Regions from separate parts of the Mus musculus genome. Here region 2 is linked to region 1. The links are chromatin loops, found by intact Hi-C in ENCODE. Cell type or tissue: left cerebral cortex. All regions are shown on one strand. Links, peaks and the distances in the headings refer to the core of each region. The heading gives the core; the rest is flanking DNA. Region 1 has its middle 31 kb from the start of Gm33381. Region 2 overlaps Gm33215 (a long non-coding RNA gene).

Evidence for each region. Peaks named below come from ENCODE experiments on the same cell type or tissue, not always from the same donor. Only the 100,000 strongest peaks of a DNase experiment are listed, where the experiment ranks them.
Region 2: a loop joins it to region 1, with 8 times the contacts of the local background. A loop is called at or near these places in 1 of 42 quality-filtered maps.

Annotation. Positions count from the first base shown.
Region 1 is chr3:101,792,149-101,801,309 of GRCm38, reverse strand. No RefSeq gene overlaps it. Among named protein-coding and RNA genes, the nearest start is that of Gm33381, 31 kb to the left of the region's middle. In left cerebral cortex, for the core only: a CTCF peak has its summit at 5,494 (motif pointing left); DNase peaks (open chromatin) are centred at 3,116, 4,943, 6,574 and 7,108; H3K27ac peaks cover 3,227 bases.
Region 2 is chr3:101,629,019-101,638,179 of GRCm38, reverse strand. Gm33215 (a long non-coding RNA gene) reads left to right here. Exons shown (of 3, transcript XR_375915.2): 3 at 3,712-4,131. Among named protein-coding and RNA genes, the nearest start is that of Gm33215, 17 kb to the left of the region's middle. In left cerebral cortex, for the core only: no CTCF peak of the experiment used is centred there; DNase peaks (open chromatin) are centred at 3,484 and 3,813; H3K27ac peaks cover 1,757 bases.

The sequences.
Region 1 (9,161 bases), core at 542-8,541:
GCTGCGACCACATGCATTGTTGACTGTTCAATGACCCTGGACTATAAGTGGTGGACCCCCTGCCCCCAGTTTTCCATTGTGATAATCATAAAACATGTATCTATGGCTGTCCCCTCATTTAAAAAAGTTCCTGGGTAGCTCTCACCCCCCTCCCCACCCCCGCCCCCTACTCCCATGCCCACCATTCCCAGAATAAATTGGTTGGATCCGAATTCTTTTGTTGGTGTTTACAAATTGTTTGGGGTTTGTTTGTTTGTTTGTTTTAACCCAATGACAATGGAACATGGAGTCAAGGGATCCCTCTGGTGCGGTGACAGAAGAGTGATTCCAGATAGAGAAACAGCAAAAGCTAGGAAATGGGTGCCGCTGGGGGGAAGGGAGGGGACAGGAGGAGAGAGGGTGGAGTAGAGACTGATGTATAAAGACTGTTAGTGAGGGCCCAGGTGCCAGTGGGATCAGGGTCACCAGCGTCGGGCTTCCCTTCCGTGTCTGTCTCAGTTTCTTTATTACTTTCTTCATCTTACCATTTGGTTAGGAGGCCCTGCCTCCAAGGGGCTCTGGCAACACTAAAAGAGCTCCTGTGGGTGAGATGTGAAGACTGTTCGAGCCTATGGTTCACTTCAGCCCCGGAGGCCATTGCTCCTTCAGCCAGTCCCACCCCACCCCCAACTCCCCCACCCCCCCACCCCCGCCCCGGGCATGAGCCGCGTCATCAGCAACAGGAAGTCACAAAAGTCTGAGCACCTTCTACCCACCGCTCTGTGCCTGGAACCCTCAGGCACTGTGGTTTTCCTTGCCTGGTGGCATCTGAGTGCGACCTATACCCTGCAGAAACACAGATAAAATGTGTGGTCCTGGGCTTCCCCGCACGTTAGAGCTGTGGGACCCAGGGGGGCAGTGAAGGTGTTTGGTACTCAGGCCTCTAGCGCAGGTGTATGACCCGCGAGTCCAGCAAGTTGGAAGCTCTGGAATAATACAATGAGGAACACTTCCCTTTTTTTTTTTTTTTTTTTTTTTTTTTTTGGTCTCAAAGTAAAATACCAAACACGACCCTACAGTAAAACATAGCAATAGGTCTTCTCATGAGGGTCACAGTTGATCTGCGGAAATCTGTCATTCCCATCAGGTAAATTTCAATCCCAGAGCAGTAAGTAGCTCCTCTGGGAACCAAATCCACCACGCAGTGAAAGCTCACACTTCCCTTTCTGAGCTCCTGCGGTGGTCAGCCAGATCTACTCAATCATGTGTGACCTTCTCTGACTCAGCCCGCAAAGGAGGCTGGGAGCAAGCACCCTCTTGGAGCAGTCAGGCTCCCAGAGTCCTCCCAGTTCCTCCCCAGCCCCGTTTTTCCTGTTGAATGTGATGGGCAGAGAAGGCTGCTCATTGGAGTCCCCTCAAACTAGCTTCGGTGGTGTCTTCAAGGGAAGTGACCTTTCTGAGTGGGTCCCCAGAGCACTAGAGATGCTGAGTGCGGTGACTCTGTGTGACACACCCTTGGCTTCTGCTCGCTTTACTGCAGTAGAAGCCTGATATCTGGCAGCCTCTGCCACCAACCCCAGGCCTGCACTTTGGGCACTGAGCATGCAATCTCTAAGTGCTCTGGACTCCTTTGAGAAAGAGGACATTAGCGCTGATGTTATTATATAGTAATGAGAAAATGTTCCTGTGGCAGAGCACAGTGTACTCTGCAAGGAAATATAGTTACCGGAATTACCCTCTCATGTATCGCCCCTCCAGGATATCAAAGTTGACAGCCCGGACTCAGGCCTGTGGTCATTTCCAGGTCACCTATCTGGTCCTCCTTCAACCTCCTCTGGCCTCGGAGGCTCAGGTCAGGTGCCTTCCCACCTATCTTCCCTCCACTCCCGAGAGTTCTGGGTGGACAGCAACTGTGCAAACACTTGGCTCAAATTTCCTTGTTCAGTTGCTGTGACAGAACCTGGGGTTAGGCAAAGTTTGCTTTCATTTTACACACAAGGAAAAACCAGGCCTGGAGTGGTTAAAGCCACTTGGCCAGTGACACACCAGGGGATGGAAATCCAGGTAACGGGGCTCGGTAAACAGATGATTGGACCCCATGCTTCGCAGCCCCACAGTCTGGGGCTTCTGTGTGGGTCTAGGTGCAGAACAAATTGTAGTCATCACGGTGCTTAGCATCCTGAGCACCGGGTGCTACAGAGTCAAGAAGTACTACTGATGAGCATCCCAGCTGTGTAGGAGGGGAAGCCCCCAGGCAAGCTCTGGGTCCCAGCGAGTGGACAGAGAGCCTCCATCTTAGCCACCTCCTCTTTTACCTGCCTACTTCTATCATGTGTGGTCCTAAAAGGAAGCCCATCCGATTCTACAGCCTAATGTCATCCTAAACACAGAGGAATTCCATGATCTTCTTGCATACATCCATTAACAGACCTACTGGAGAGGGACACCCCCTCCCTTTCAAATATGAGTATGGGGTAACTTGGAGAATGTACTAACTTTAAGCTTGAGTCCCTAGAGCTGATAAAAGTGACAGCCATTGAGAAGTGGGGGTGGGGTGGATTGAATTAGCAAATACATTGCTCTTAAGGATCTGAACAAATTATTATTTAAGTTGCTGAATTTTGGTCCATGGTATGGCTTTGTATGAATGCCATTCTGAATATTAGTTTAATAAAATAATGTTTCCACGTATACAGAAACAGGAGAGAGCTGAAGCCCATTTTGCAGTGCGTAGGCAGAGTGTAGCTGTGGTGTGGTGGTGGTAGGTGGTGGGCAGCTTTGAGTCCGTTCTTATGTATGTTCTGGCTGAAGCAAAGTCGTATGGATAATGAGACCACTACGACGATGACGACGTGTCCAAACAGTCCCTGCCTTTCATGTGTAGGCCTTTGTACCTTTGGATAGACTTTGGATTTGTTTTGCTTTCCTTTTGAATTTCACGAATTTAATTTATGAGATAAATAAAATTCCCGAGAAGTTGCCAGGGTTGCCAGGGGCCCCCCAGAAGCAGCCTTGTGCAGAGCAGCTGAGTTAGAAGAGCCAGCTGCTGCTCAAAGGCTCTGGGCCAGCTCCCTGAGCATGGCCATTAGCCAAGGAGACCATTCCAGCTTCAGTCTGGGGCTTTGCTAGAACATTGACCAAAAGCAATGCAGAAGAGGAAAGGGCTTATTCAGCTTACACTTACGGGTCACTTTCCATCACTGAGGGAAGTCAGGACAAGAACCTGAAGGCAGAGAATGCTTGCTCTTGCACACAGCATTGCCTCCAGCCAGGAAACTCACGCACAGCCAAGGATGTACTTACGGCAGGAACCACAGGGCACAGCAGGCTCACTCACGGGCAGGCGCATGCTTAGTTAGCTTTCTTATACCACCCAGGGCCACCTGCCTAGGAAATGATGCTATCCCCAGTGAGGCTGGGTTTATGGTTGTGTGTCCCTGTGGATAGGGGTCTGTTCTCCTGGAAGTTTCAACAGTGGTGACAGACATTGTCCCCCTTTGCTTCTGTTCTCAGCCCCCAGCAGTGTTCTGTTCTGCTGTGGTGCTGGAGGACACAGCCTCCCAGCTCCCCCTTGTCCTCACCCAGGTTTCTGCTCTCCTACTGCCCCACCCAGGCTGCATGAGGATGAAGCTGGATACCATGCTGTTTGTTGGAGAGCATTCGTGTTGAACAGAGAAAAGGGCCAGTATCCCTGGAGCCTGGAGGGTGTGGCCACAGATTTCCATATCCTACCACCCTCTTTGGACCTGAGTCTCCCTCCTACCCAGGCAGGAGCAACCTATGAGGAGCCCCCCCACCCCCCTCTGTGCTCTCTCATTGTCCGGCATCTGCATGGTGGGAGGGGGGGGCTGGGGAGGGGGACACTCTTCACTAGATATTGCCAGTAGAGCTTAAGGATTCCAGGCCACCCTGCCCTGAACAGTTGGGAGAACTGGAGATGGGCTACTGCCCCTGTGAGGCAGATGCTCTGAAGCCAGGTCTGGGAGAGCAGCCCTTGCCACACAAACCTGAGGCGATTCCTTCTGTAGCTCCAGGTCTTTCCTATTTGGTCAGGGTCACCCTCAGACTTCCCCTGGGGAATTGCTGGGCAGTGTGGCCTCCATGTGGGACTTCTGTTTGGTGAGGAAAGCACTAAGAAGCTCTACAACTAGGGATACATTGCCAATGCCTCCATGACTTGTTTTGTCTGTCTGTAAAATGGGGAAGAGTGAGAATTAAAGCAGCCACTCTATGCTAAGTAACCTGAACAATATCTGGAGGGTGGGAGACAGTAATGTCTACTATTAGGAGACAATCTCTGCCAGCCGAACTAACTTTTCTCTGGGTCTATTGGAGGGAAGAAAGGACAGTTAAGAAAGGACAGTTATCTCTTGCTGTGTCAGAGGTGGGAAGAGAGGAAGGCCACGGCCCTGTTATCCCTGGGAAGCACCCATGATTGTAGGGAATCCCCCCACCCCACCCCCACCGCCCGGGGCTGCCTCTCTGTCAAGGCAGGTGAGGACATAAGCGGCACAGACCCACCTCCTAGGACAGTGTACCTAGCTCTGCCTACTCTGAAATCTTTCCTTAAAGGTCATCGGAGCACCAGGACCCTCTCTCTAGAACTTGTTTCTTGATAAGGCCGGCAGATACAGGCTCTAAATTTAGACTTCAATAGGATTTTAAGTAAACACATTCTCCACACCAATTTGGATCACTCTTCTCTCCTGGAGCAGCGGGACCTATAGGGAGGCACAGAAGAGAAATGTCAAAGGCTTCAGAACGTGGGAGTGGACCCCAGGGAGAAGGTCGTCCTGGGGACTAGCCTGGCTTCAGGGATCTGCTGCCTCAGTGCAGGGGCCCTTAGCCACACCCTGGGTGGCCCACGCAGTCCGTCACACCCAAGGCACAACGTAGCACTGCTCTACTGTCTGGCCACGGCCCAGCAGGGAGGGAACAGGTGGCCAATGTTGTCTGTTGCCTCCTTTCAATCTTTTGAATGTAGCTTTCAGTGAGAGCAGTGAGCATTGAGCCCGTCTAGGGATGCAGGGGCCAGACAGGGAGGTGCAAGGGGTTCCTGGCAGCACTCACAGAAGGCTGGGAACTCAGATATCCAAATATCCTTACTGCTCCTTCTTCCTGCGAGCTGGGACGACGTGGTCAAAGGGCGGCTGAACGTGTCTGTTGCACCTGCGGGTCTTGGGCCTTTCATAAGGGAGGAGGGACAGTGGGAAGGAAGAGGAACGTCGAAAGAGGAGGGAATGAGGTGTATGTGTAAAGGAGGGGCGGGGAGGATTGGTACCCAGTGTTCTCCACCCTGACTACGGGGGTCCACTGTTCCCTCACTGGGGCTCCTCTGAATGGGGCACCATAGTAATTAATGGGTAACCTCATCTGAAGGACAGGGCTGGGCTGGGTGGGATGGCAAATATCAAGGCCTGAGACATCCCAGTCAGAGGGCAGAGAGATGAGGAAGGCCAGATGACACCCGCGGGGGTCAGGAGTGGCGGTCTGACTCAGTGGTGCCCCCTGTCGGTTGGAGGGACAACCAGTTCCCCTCGGTGTTCTGGCTTTCCCTTGAATGGCCTGACTTCACTATTTCCTTCCTGAGGCCTCAGTGAATTATTATTGTACTTTCCCTTCTGCTTCTGGTTAGGAATCTGAGGATGGAAAAAATAATGCAATCTCTCATAATTAATTCAGATGGCTGTCCCCGGGGCCGCAGCTGGCTCCAGGCAAGGAACACTGCTTGAGATATTGAATGGAGGGAAAGGAAGCGATAACCACAGCCTCCTCGGACCACAGGTAAAGGTTCAGCCTGCTGCCGAGTGTGGAGTTACACTGTGACACCGCCTCACACCAGCTTTGCATTGTTAACTTCTGTGTCACACAGCCCCTCTTTACCTGCAGTCCCTAAAGACGTTTTTTTGTGTGCATGCGCAGAAGGGGATATGAACGTGTATGAGTTCACCCGTGTCCTTCAGTCCAGGTGCATGTGGAAGCAGGGGCATCTTATTTTTGGAGACAGAGTCTCTCCCTGAACCTGAAACTCCCTGAATTGACTAGGCAGCTGACCAGTGTGTCCCTCTCCCAACTCCTGTCTTCCAGCCTGGAATTAGAAGGCACTCTCCATTACCTGTTTCTTGAGTGGGATCCGGGAATCAGATCGTGAGTCCTCCTCATGATGCACTCCACTTGTCTGATTGGGCTGTCTCCCCGAGGGTAACAAATCCCCGCAAAAGGACTCCTTTCTTTGGAGCTGATCAGTGTTCCCCTTAACATCTGTCATCCCAAGTCTTCCACCAGCTCGCATTTGCCCTCCGCCTCACTGCTTCATGATAATGCGTTCAATGTGAAGGGTCTGGAGTCGGTGCATATTACGCTGTATTACAGCTTGAAGTATTCCATTCCCCCTAAGATTTGTCTTCATGCAGCCAGTTAAGTGTCTGAGTTGGGCTTCAAACCCATTCATTCAAGCACCGCTCGGTTAAACACATGCATTTATTCTTTATTTAAATACTGTTTGGCGGTGTGCTTCTGAGCCGGGATGAAGAGGAATCCTTTGCCCCCCTCACTGCTGGGTTCCCAAGGCAAGGCTAACAGACTGGTAAACAAACCACTGTACCAAGAGGTGGGAAGAGAGAAAGGAGGATAAGAAGGAAACCTGGAAGGCCAACTGTGGATCCAGGCTGCTCCCCTCCCTCCACAGGAGAGACCCAGTCATCTGATAGAGAGTCTCTGTGCCCTGCTGCTGGGCATCCTATGCCCTTTCCGTTTTCCAAGGATTGGTAGATTGCTGTGAAGGGCTTCACCTCAATATATTTGGACGGAACAAATGCACAGGAACCGTCCTTATTCAACACGAGATGATTTAAAATTAATCTTAACTTGAAGAATAAAGGCTGGGGGGTGGGGGGCACAGGACGGGTAGGGGCCTTAGGTAAAAATGGAAAGCAGATGAAAGCCAATGCATTCCCAAGGTGTCTTTTTCTGTTTCAGTGTTGCAGGTTTTCAAAGCAGGATTGAAGTGTAAAGCAGAGGAAGGGTTTTCTGCTATGCATTTACATAAGAAACACGTTCAGAAAAAGAGGCTGTGATTCTGCAAGTGTCCTTATTATATAGTTCTAAAAATTCCCCCTGGGCTGAGGGAGGCAGAAGGGAGGTGGAGAGAGGAGGAAATAAAAACCTCCTTCTTCAGAAAGAGAATTGCTCCCAAACTCCAAACTCCACCTTGAGAAACAGGCACGTTGTGCTCGGGGGCAGACAGAGCCCTCCTTGTGTCTGGGCTCCACGCTGTCCGGCCTTCCTCACAAGTGGCCACCTCTTCCTACATCCTCCTGATGAGTCCCAACTTTGAACTTAATGCTAACTCATGAGCCTCTGCACAATTCACAAGGAGGCCTTGTTTGCAGCAGTTGCATAGTTTGCTGCAGAGGTGTATCCATGGGACATTTAACTGGCCGCAGGACTCAGGGTTGGGACAGTATAAAATGTCACAGACCTTCACACGCTCATACTATCACCATGTGCACTTGCATCTGTTCTGACATCAGTCAAATAGTTGTAACAGTCTCCTGCATGAATTTCACACCTGTAAGGGCAATAGTTATCGGCACATGGTCCAGGTTGCCTATTGCAACAGAACAAAGCACCCCAAATTCAGTGGCTTAAATGGCAATCCCTGTATTATGCAACGTGATTTTGTCAGGAGTTAGGGCAGGGCTCATTTGGGTGATTCTTCTGCTCAAGGGTGGCTTTGACTGGAGTCATCTCATGATATTCAGTGCTGAGGCTGGTCTAGAGGATCCAAAACAATTTTAATTGTGTGACTAATACTTTGGCCAAGAAGGCTATGAGACTAGACTCTAGAAAGACCTCTTTCTCCATATATTCCCTGGGCCTCCCACACTGTTGCTCTGACAAGGAGGTCAGAGTTCTTGTATGGAAGTTTAGGCTCTAGGACCGAAGACCAGGGCACAGAAAGCCCATATTGTTGATCTCTATGAAAGAATGTTTTTGTGAATCCCAATATGGCAAACCTGTTTATGTGTTCCTCTCTTATACAATGGATTTGTTCCTAGCCTGATTCATGTCAAATGCTGGTTATGAAAGTGTTGCCAAGATCTATGTGGCGTAGGCATTACCATGAACTTGTTAGAAATCTTAATTTGGGGGTCCCAGAAATTGTAGGGGTGGGACCCTGTTACTGGTCTTTAGCTACTTGGTGGGTTCTTTCCCTCTTCCATGACCCTTCTTCCATCCTTCCAACCCCCAACACTAGATAAAAGAGAAGAAAGAAAAGAAAGAGATCCCTAAATAAAGTCAGGAGTAGGGAAGGGGTGATGTTATCCTTCCTGCTAATTAGGGAAGAAGTTCCCTAGTGCAAGTTTGATCTTTGCTGTCAGAATACCTAATTTTTTTCTTCTTGTTGCTTCTTCTTTGCCCATGACTACTTAGCAAACTGCAACCAACAACAACCAATAACCAATCAACTAACCAACCAAGAACCCTCCCTACCTCTCAGGGCCCTCACACTTAAATGGCCAGAATTCATCTGCAGCTGGCAAAAATCACGCCCCTGCTAGAGCACGAGGTAAATCATAGTCAGCAGCCGAGGAAAATCTGAAGCAGCCCCTATCCCACAACTGGGATTAAAATGGAAACATATTCTTATAATATTTCTGTGTCCTTTAAAGAAATCCAAATTCCAGAAATCTTACTCCAGGACTCAGCAAGCTGAGTTTTGAGTTTTGATAAGGCCTCCAGGTGACGATTCTGATGAACATTACAATTTGAAAACACCTGTTCCAACGAACTAAAATCAGTTACAACAATCAAATCAGCAACTGAATCCCATTTAGAGAATCCATGGTCATTGTGACGTCCCATCAGGATGTGTTCAAGGCAATCATGGCAACAGCAATATGCAGTCAGTGTTGAGAAGCAGATGGAGTGCATCAGAAAGCTGACCCCAGACAGTTAGGCCGTGAGCTCCCAGTGAATTAGAAAGACTAACAAAACAGCATGGACCCAGGACTCTGGGGAACTGGGTCACAGAGAGTGGATGTCTTAGAAGCTTTCATTTTGAAATGGGTAGTCATTAATGCACAGATTCAGAACTGGTCAATATACTGAGCATAAGTAAATGTGAGTACTCAATGGTGGAGGTCTCATCCACATCACACCCCTGCCTTCCTTCTAAG
Region 2 (9,161 bases), core at 682-8,681, 160 kb after region 1:
ATTCATCAGTCTTCCACTGTTTTCTGGAAACAGCTCTTACCCACTTCTCTTATAGAAATCCAATCATTTAGCCATCATCTCCAGGTAAGGAAGCTATTTAGTACTGCATAACAAAGTAAGTCAAAATTTACCAGCTCAAAACATCCACCATTGTCTTATGAATCTTTTAAGGACTGGGAACCCTTGAGTGACCTTGGCTAGGTGCTATGGTCACAGGGTCTCTGTTGAGGTTTTGATAAAGATATCATCTGGAACTATAGCCACCTGAAAGCTTGCCCAGGCTGAGAGGGTCTGTGTCCAGAACCCCAATATAATTTGTCAAAGTTTCTCATTGGTCTTAATTTCTCACCACATGGACCTTTCTACAGACTGCTTCTAGGCCAGCTCCCTGGTCCTGGTATGACTGTTCAGAGTCAACCAAGACAGAACCACAATGATATTTGTATGTTCTTCAAAATGAAACACTAATACTTTCTGGAGTGCATGTGGAGTTGGGGCTTTATCCATGTGTACGTATGTGGGTAGGTGCAAGTGTGTGTGTGTGTGTGTGTGTCAGAGTTAATATTAGTTCCTCAATTGCACTCCACTTTAACCTTTGAGATTGAATCTGGAGCTCACCAATCCAGCTAGACGAGCCAGCCACTGGCTCTAGGTTCTACTGTGTCTGTCTCGACAACAGACACATCACTTGTGCCTGGCTTCTTACATGGATCCTGGGGATCTGAACTCAGGTCCACATGCTTAGTAGTAAACACTTTACCCACTGACCCATCTCCCCACCCCCTAGTGTGACTTCTGCTCCCATCTACTGGTCATGCATACTGGCTGAGGTGTTTGAAGAGAATATGGGGAGACAGGGAACATTGTCCTCCTTTTGAAGACATCAAGGAGAAAATGTTCCTCACTCTCTTCCTATTGAAGTTCACAGACCTGGGAACCTATGAAGTACAGATCTGTTCACATGTCATCACAGATTAAGGGGTTTGGGGGCTTCCAATCTCCCATAAGAGGAAAACCTTGGAAGCTAAACTAGCAACACCAATTCATAGAGACCCAAATCTTTTCTTTCAACAAGGAAACTTCAGTTTCTCCCAGAGTGTAATGAGTCAGAAAAGCTGGGGAAACTTCGACTGTAAACAACTGATGGAGAAGAAGAACCAGGCACCTCAGCAACCGTCCCTTCAAACCAGAGCCTGTCATTGGCTTCTGCCATGCAGGACAGACATCTAGAAGTGGAAGTACTTGCCAATTACAGACCAATGGGAGAGTCAGTTTAGATTTTTAGTTACTCAGAAAATATTAGAGGGTGATGAATAAAATCCGAGGATTTTCCTGACATATGTAAAGACCTGATTACAAAAGATTTGCATTCCGTATCCTGGAGTATGGCTGAATGGCTTTGTACTGGCTTGTTTCTGTTCAGGCAAGCATTTCACTAAGTCTTTCGTAATGCTCTTGGAGAAGTAATGGTGAGGGCCGCTTCATCGCAAGTTAAGCAATTCTTATTTGAAAGATGCTGATTACATTATTGTCGTCAACTTGAAAGAAGTTGCACACCTTAGGGCTTTTTGAAATTGAACCTGCCTCCCGCAACATTTTTAATGAACTAATTGGAGAAAGACAAAGAAAACATGTCCATTATAAATGCAAGGATTGTCTAGTTAGATGGGAGAGTTAAAAAGTGGAGTCAATGTTTCTACAGGTTTCTGACAAGCTGAAACAAAAGAGTGGTAAGTGACATAAAGTCCTGCTGGAGTCTAAAACAAGAGATGCCTGGCAATGCTGATGAGGTCATTAAGAATCTCTTACAGGAGCCACAAATACACCAAGTCAGCCCTTTGCCAAGTCTGCCCACCAGGTAACGAAAAAATAATTCTGTCTCATGAAGAATACACAGAGACTGAGCCTGATGAACAAATATGTGGATTCCTGCTGTGATTGAGAGATTGCTCCAGCTCGTTTGTACATTTAGCTCCAAGATCATGCTGTGTTCTGCTAATAACAATACCCTTCATGACCAGTCTGGTAATTATATCCAGAAAGAAAGGAAAAGAGTGATCTTGTGTTCTTTTTACAAATGTATTCAAGCATTGCTTAATAGAAAGATATATTTACCAGGAATTCTGCTGGATTCTGGAAACACAGATGTTTGGGTCACAGAACCTCAGGGTTAGAATTAGGATCTAGAGAAGACAGGGAGATGATAATTCATATCCTTCCCCAGATTCATATGCTGAAACCAAATCCTTACTGTGACATTATTAGGATGTGGGGCCTTTGAGAGGCAACTGGGTGATCGGCTCTGCCTGACCTGTGAGGCAGAAAGGGAGGCCTACCACACTGAATGCTGCCATCTTTATCTCAGAATCCTCTAGACCTATGAGCAATGCCAATTAGCTGCTTACCCGTTACTCTAGCAAGGTATTTTCTTACTGTGGCTTAAATAGATTAGCAAAGGGATGTGGCACGGGGTCTGTAGGATATCTCCCTGCCAAGATTCTTCAACCCCCTTCTACTTATTGCAGAACGAATGTTGGTTGTTCTCTAGAAGATTTTGCCTGTGTCATTAAGGTTCCTGATAAACGGACTTTAAGAAAGATTGCCTGATAGATTAAGGGTCATCCTAAGCACATGGACTCTTGACAGAGAGTTTCCCCTGCTGGTGTCAGTAGAAGTAGGAGGACCATTTCCCATTGCTTGCTTGAAGACAGAGAGACCATGAGGTGAACGATATGGCTAGCTCTTGGAGCTAGTACCAGGAACTCCAAGCTAGCTGATTAGCCTGTAAGGAAACAGAGACCTCAGCCCCATAGCCACAAGGAAACAGATCCTGCTAGTAACACGTATGGGTTGGAGGGGACCCCAAGTCCCACTCGGAAACTGCAGCTTCAGCATGATAAAATCTTAAGCAAGGCCTGAAGCCATGCTGTTGGCACTAATTAATCACCCTTGGTATACACCTCTCGTAAAACGGTTTCTTAGAGCCAAAGGGGTTTAAGTATCTTGTGCAAAGTCACACTGTTTACCGAAGAATCCAGATGCTTCTAAACTCTCTGTTCACACCCCATAGCACCACAAAGTCTCTGTTCACACCCCACAAAACACCACAAAGTCTCAGTTTCTTCCACTACTTTTGCTACCAAGCTGAAAAGTCCTTAGAGGAAGGAGTTCATGGATGTGAGCTCTTCTAGAACCCTCCCCGTTCTGAAGACACACTATGAGTAGTGCTGCAAATAGCTGTTGACATCTACAGAGTACTGACTGTGCGTGTTGCATTAGATTGCATTTAATCTTCAAAATAGCCCCAACAGGTAAACCATTAATAGCCCCCATTTCCTAGATGAAAATACCACCAAGACTGAAAGTCTAAAGGCTGTGTCTATGGTCCCGCAGCAAAGTGGCAGAGCTGAGATGAGGACACAGGCAATCTGGAGCCCGAGCCCACGCTCCTCCCACTCTGCCTCTGAGCCTCTTCTGTATTCCTGGTACCAGACGGGGTCCGTTGCATACATTTTCTCAGATATTCACACCATTCCTATAAAAGATTTATGTCCTCGATTTTACATCCAAGAAACTGGAGTGTCAGAGGGACTAAATAAACTTGCCCACGATCCTGATTTGAATGTAAAGGTTGAGTTTCCACCGAATCTATGATGTCCTGAAGTTGTTTGTCTTTCTGTGCCCTAACCAGTTTCTCTATTTTCCACCTAGGATTGGGCTGAGAACTGGAGACTAGACCTTCGTTCTGGACAAAAGGAAAAGGGATAAGGACAGAGGAAGGTGATGTCTGCCAGCTGCTGCTCCAAATAAAATGCACCTACATTTACAAAGGCCCTGGAGCTGGTTGCCTAGCAACATCTTTCTACCTCCCCAGTCTGTTCCATCCATCCTGACCCACCACCATACATCCACTGAGCTTGATATGCAAGGCCCTTGGGAACCCCCTCACTTTGAAGCTGCATTTATGCATCTTTGCCCAATTCATTGGGAAGATGCTTACAGCTTACAACTTGTAGGTAGTCCTGGTAGCATAGCATCATGTACCATTCATGACCCTGGGACAAGGCAAAAGAGAGCTGTCCTCCCTGCATGTCCTTCAGCAATACAGGATAGCTAGTGCTTTGAGAAAGAAAGGTCTCATTTTGGGCTTTTTGTCATGTCCCTGCAGGTTTAAAAAAGGAGTTTTGTGTTTCTCATGCACCAGGTACTTTAAATAGTCCTTTGAAATAAAGGCTTGATTTGGATAGATAAAATCTCTTTTTTTTATTTTATCGTCCATGTTTGAAGTCAGAGCCTCTTAAATTTAAACCTATCTTCAGTTCAACCAGCCTGAACAGCCTCGGGGTTCTTCTCGTCTCAGAGTCAAATGAGAGAGGACAAGACAGACAATGCAAAGTTTCCTGAACTCTTTAAGCATGGGCCAAGAGGCCGTTCAGAGTCTCCCGCTTCACCAAGTGTGCAAAGCTCCAGTGAGTCCCAGCTGTGCTAGCACTTTCATGGACCCTAGTCCCTGCTGCTTCCCTTGTCTCTTCTTCCATAAAAACAAAGACAACAATATAAAAAGCTGTAGCTTGTGACTGCACTGCTAACGACCGGAAGATATGCATCCACTGTAGTAAACAAGGTTCATTTTGCCCTTAATTCTAAAAGGGAGTAGAATGTTCTCACAGGCTTCTGAGAGGGTGGCAGGTTTGTGCCACTGAACCACTATGCCTATGATAAGTGACCCTGCTCAGAGTGGGTCAGCACACAGCAAGTGCTCCTGAGACACGGGTGCCCAGCTTTATGCATGGAGCAAGGACAAGAAAGATGCAAGTTGTGGCAGCGGCCTTCGTAGGACCAAAATCCAGCTAGAGGGAAAAATAAGCTTGCTGGCTACAATCACTAAAGTGTGGAAAGTCAAGTGTGGTAGCCTCTAAGGCAGACACCAGAACCCTTTTCTTACTCTGTTGTATTCTTATTTAAATAGCCGATGCGTTTCCCCCTAGGTATGGTCTTTATTTTTCTAATGCTCTCCTTAAAAGTCATCTAAATCTTCCCATTCACAAAATTTCAAAGACAAACCAAAGACATCTTTAACAAAAGCAACCACAGAGTCAGGCCACCAAATGGGTGTCCATCGAAGAACTGGACAGAATCTTTTGAAATCATCGATTATGGGGAAACATCTGGAGAGGTGAGAGGTGATGCTGGTCCGTAGGAAGACAGTTTAGATGCAGAATTATAGCAAAGTCTAGACTGGGCTTTGGCGACCATCAGGAAGGAAGATGCAGAGACAATGTATCCACTATTGTGCTAAAAGGCTGGAGATACTTTTGGAGAGGAAAGGCTTCTCCGAAGTCAGAGCCTGACGTGCTGTTTGTACTAAGTAAAAGCACTTGTGGAATCAAGTGGATGCCGTTGGATAAACCTAGTGACAAACTGTCTTTATAGTTCAGGTGCCCAGAGCCGAGGCCTGAACTAAAGCTAACGCCATATTGTACTAGTCAGTAAGGACTTGCCTTGTGCTGGGACCTGTGGCGGCTGTGCTGAGGTCAGTGACAAAGAGGTCATCAGCTGCATCCCAGGGCTGTGCTGATGGCAATGGAGGCTAAAAGTAAAGTCCAGAGACATCCAGAGACCTGTCAACCGCCACACAGCACAGCAGAGGCAGGAAAAGACTCCCAGAGGCCTGCCCTCCACCAGGGGCAGAGTGGACCACAAAGGGCCTCTCTCCATGCAGGAGGGGAAGATGCCCACTGCCATGCCATTGTAGACACCTAGAAGCCTGCTTACTCCATGCCATGCAGCACGGGCAGAGAGGTCATCTAGAGGCCTCCCAGCCACATGGCCCACCTTCAGGGCGAGCTACTGCAATGTGCAAGCGTGTGGTGGGTAGATGGGAGAGAGGAGTGGAACAGTTTGAGCACTGTGAAGGGAAATAGAACTGGAGACAGGAGGGAGTAGAGAAATAGCCTGTTGTGAATAGCCAGTCCTGCTACCCGAGGTCATGGTAAAATCCTGTTCCATGTCTCCACAGAGGGTCATGTTTGGGTCCTTGGGCATGCAGCAGCAGGGGAATGTGGTGATGTCCATGACTCATATTACCACTAGAGACCACGGGGGCATACATGATCTTGGCAGCCACTTGGAACCACATGGATGTCCAAGGGCTGTGCAGAACTGGCCCTGCCCTTCACAGCTCTGGAAAGCTGGCCTCACTTTCCTCCAGAGAGGAGGGAGAGGCAGGCCAGACACCTCTCCTGAGCAGCAGAGTGGAGCTAGCCCTGGTGGAAGTGGCATGAGTGAGCTAGCCTTGAGGGCAAGAGTGAGGGAGGGCTAGCCCCATGCTGTGAATTGGCATGGGCCCAGGGATGATGCTCTTACACCCCTCACATCTCACTGCCTACAGTAGTTGGCAGAGCTGGCCCCTGGGTCATGAGAGAAGGTGAACTTCCACGCCTGTCAATGTTTGTAGTAGGAGGGAGAGCAGGTCCTGCACCTTGGGTGACACAGTGGGGCTGGTCTTGATGGTAAGGCACAAGTGAGATTGCCCAGAGGGCGTGAGAGTGGGAGAGCTGGCCCAGTCCTTTGCCAGCTACAGCACTTGGGACAGTTGGTCTGGTACTTCAACTAGGCAGCACAGTGGAGCTAGCTCTGGCGGCGTACATAGGTGCAGGTAAATCAGCCCCAAAGGCATGAGAGCCAGAGAGCTGACTCTGCCTTCTGTCTACCGTGGCACTGGGTAGCCTGGTCACAGCAGTGCGGGAGAGCTTGCTTTGTTGATGCGGATAAGAGAGCGCTCACGGGCTGACCAGCTCACCTATCACCCATGCCCAGATCCAGGGTTTTGAGTTGGCCCACTTCAAAACCTGTACCATCTGTGAATTCTTGGAGCATGTGTAAGGGTCAGTCCTGCTGACCCAAAGCTGCAGGATCTCCATGACACCAGGCAACAACAAGGTAACTGGAAGGAGTTTGGGTGAGGATCCCGTGTTGATGGTGTCACAGAAGCCAGAGACCTCGAACCAGACTAATGATTCATTGCAAGGAACACTTGCAAGTGAAAAATGTGTGGACAGAGGGGCATAATGTAGGACACACTTGAGGCTTTCACAAAGATGTTTTCTATGCTTTGGTTTTGGTTTTGGTTTTTTGGGAGTGTGTGTGTGTGTGTGTGTGTGTGTGTGTGTGTTTTATTTGCGTGGCAGGGGGAGATTGCAAGGGCAGAGGGTGGATATGAAGGGGCAGAGAGATGAAGGGACTAGGATGCGTGATGAAAAATTCACAAAGAATCAACAAAAAGTTTTTTAAAAAGTAATTTAAGGAAGGGTGGGTTTAATTGGATTTCTAGTTTGAAGGTAGAGTTTCCCACAGTGAGGCAGGCAGGCAGCAGGAGCTGGAGGCAGCAGTCATGGCACAACAGGGCACAATCCTTCCACAGAGAGCTACCCATCTTACTTATCTTAGCATGAGTGGATCTTAGGTATTTCATCAGAGTAATAAAAGAAGTGAGAACAGACCACTGGTACTCTGCTTTGAAAGCGAGGCAAGCACAGGTGCATGAAATCTATAGGCCAATGTCCTCATTAAGAACAATGCTTCATTTCCCACTAGAAAACTAGTAAGTTGTACTTACCAGTGTGCACACCAACCAACTGAGATTGTTCATGGGATGCAAGGATGTCTCAACCTATAAAAACCAATGTACACACCACATTAATAGGTGAGGGGGAAAGGAAATATATGGTGATTTCAAAGGCAGAAAAACGTAAACAAAAATGAACCCAATCTAATGATAAAAACATTCAACAAACCAGGAATTGGAGACGACTGTTAACATAAAAGAAACCTTACATAGAAAGGACTCAGAGTAAGCCCACGCACGTTCAGGAATCAAAGGCTGGACTTTGTCCTTCAGGAATGAGATCAAAATGTTCATTATTTGCCGTTTCTTTTGAATATGGTTTATGAAATTCAAGAAACGAAATAAAAGGCATCCAAAATTAGATGGAATGAATAGAATTATCTCCTTTCACAGAGTATATAAGCTATGAAGAAAACAATAAAGACTCAACCATTATTATCCCTAACCAATGAATTCAACAAAATAGCAGGACACAAATTCAACATACAAGCAAAACAAAAAACAGTTGTACGTCTATTTACTAATAGTGAATAATCTATAAAGTAAATTACATGGCCTGGCAAGACAGCCACAGTGGGTAAAAGTGCTTGCTGCAAACCCGATGACCTGAGTCCGATCCCTGGAACCCACATATTAGAAGGAGACAACCAGTTTTCCTAAGCTGTGGTCAACCTCCACATGTGTGACATTGAACATACCTGAAACCCACCGGGGCCAGAAGAGAGTGTTGGATCCCCTGGAGCTTAAGTTACAAACGGCTGTGAGCCACCATGTGGGTGCTGAGAACTGAACTTGGGTCTTTGGAAAGAACAGTAAATGCTGTTAACCAATGAGCCATCTCAGTAGCCTGGTCCAATGATTCCTGACAAGGGTACCTGTGGTAGTTAAACTGAGAATAGTCCCCATAGGATAATATATTTGAACGCTCAGTTCCTAGTTAGTAGAACTGTTTGGGAAGGATTAGGAGGTGTGGCCTTATTGGGGGGATGTGCATAGCTGGGGGGTGGGTTTTGAGGTTTCAAAAGACTCCTATCGTTCTCAGTTAGCTGGATCTCTGCCTCATGCTTGTGGGTAAGATGTAAACTTTCAACTACTGCTCCAGCATCATGTCAGCCTGCCTGACCCAATGTCCCTCACCTTGATGGTCATAGAGTCACCCTCTGGAACCATGAGTCCCCAGTGTAATTCTTTCTTTCATAACGTGCCTTGACCATCGTGTCTTATCACAGCAATAAGAAAGTGCCTAAGACTGAACCAAGCCATTCAATGTGTAAAGGACCTTTTTTTTTTTTTTTCAACAACTGGTATCAGGAAAACTGGATTTCCACAGGTGAAAGAATAAAAGTGAACCCTTGCCTGACACTACATAAAAAAATAAAAAATAAAAATAAATGCTCTAAATGGATCAAACACCTAACTGTAGAACTTAAAACCACACAAGGGAACAGCAAGATAGCTCCATGAATAACGAACCTGCTGCCAAACCTGATGATCTGAGTGTGGTCCTGAAGATTCACACAGTGGAAGGAGTCCA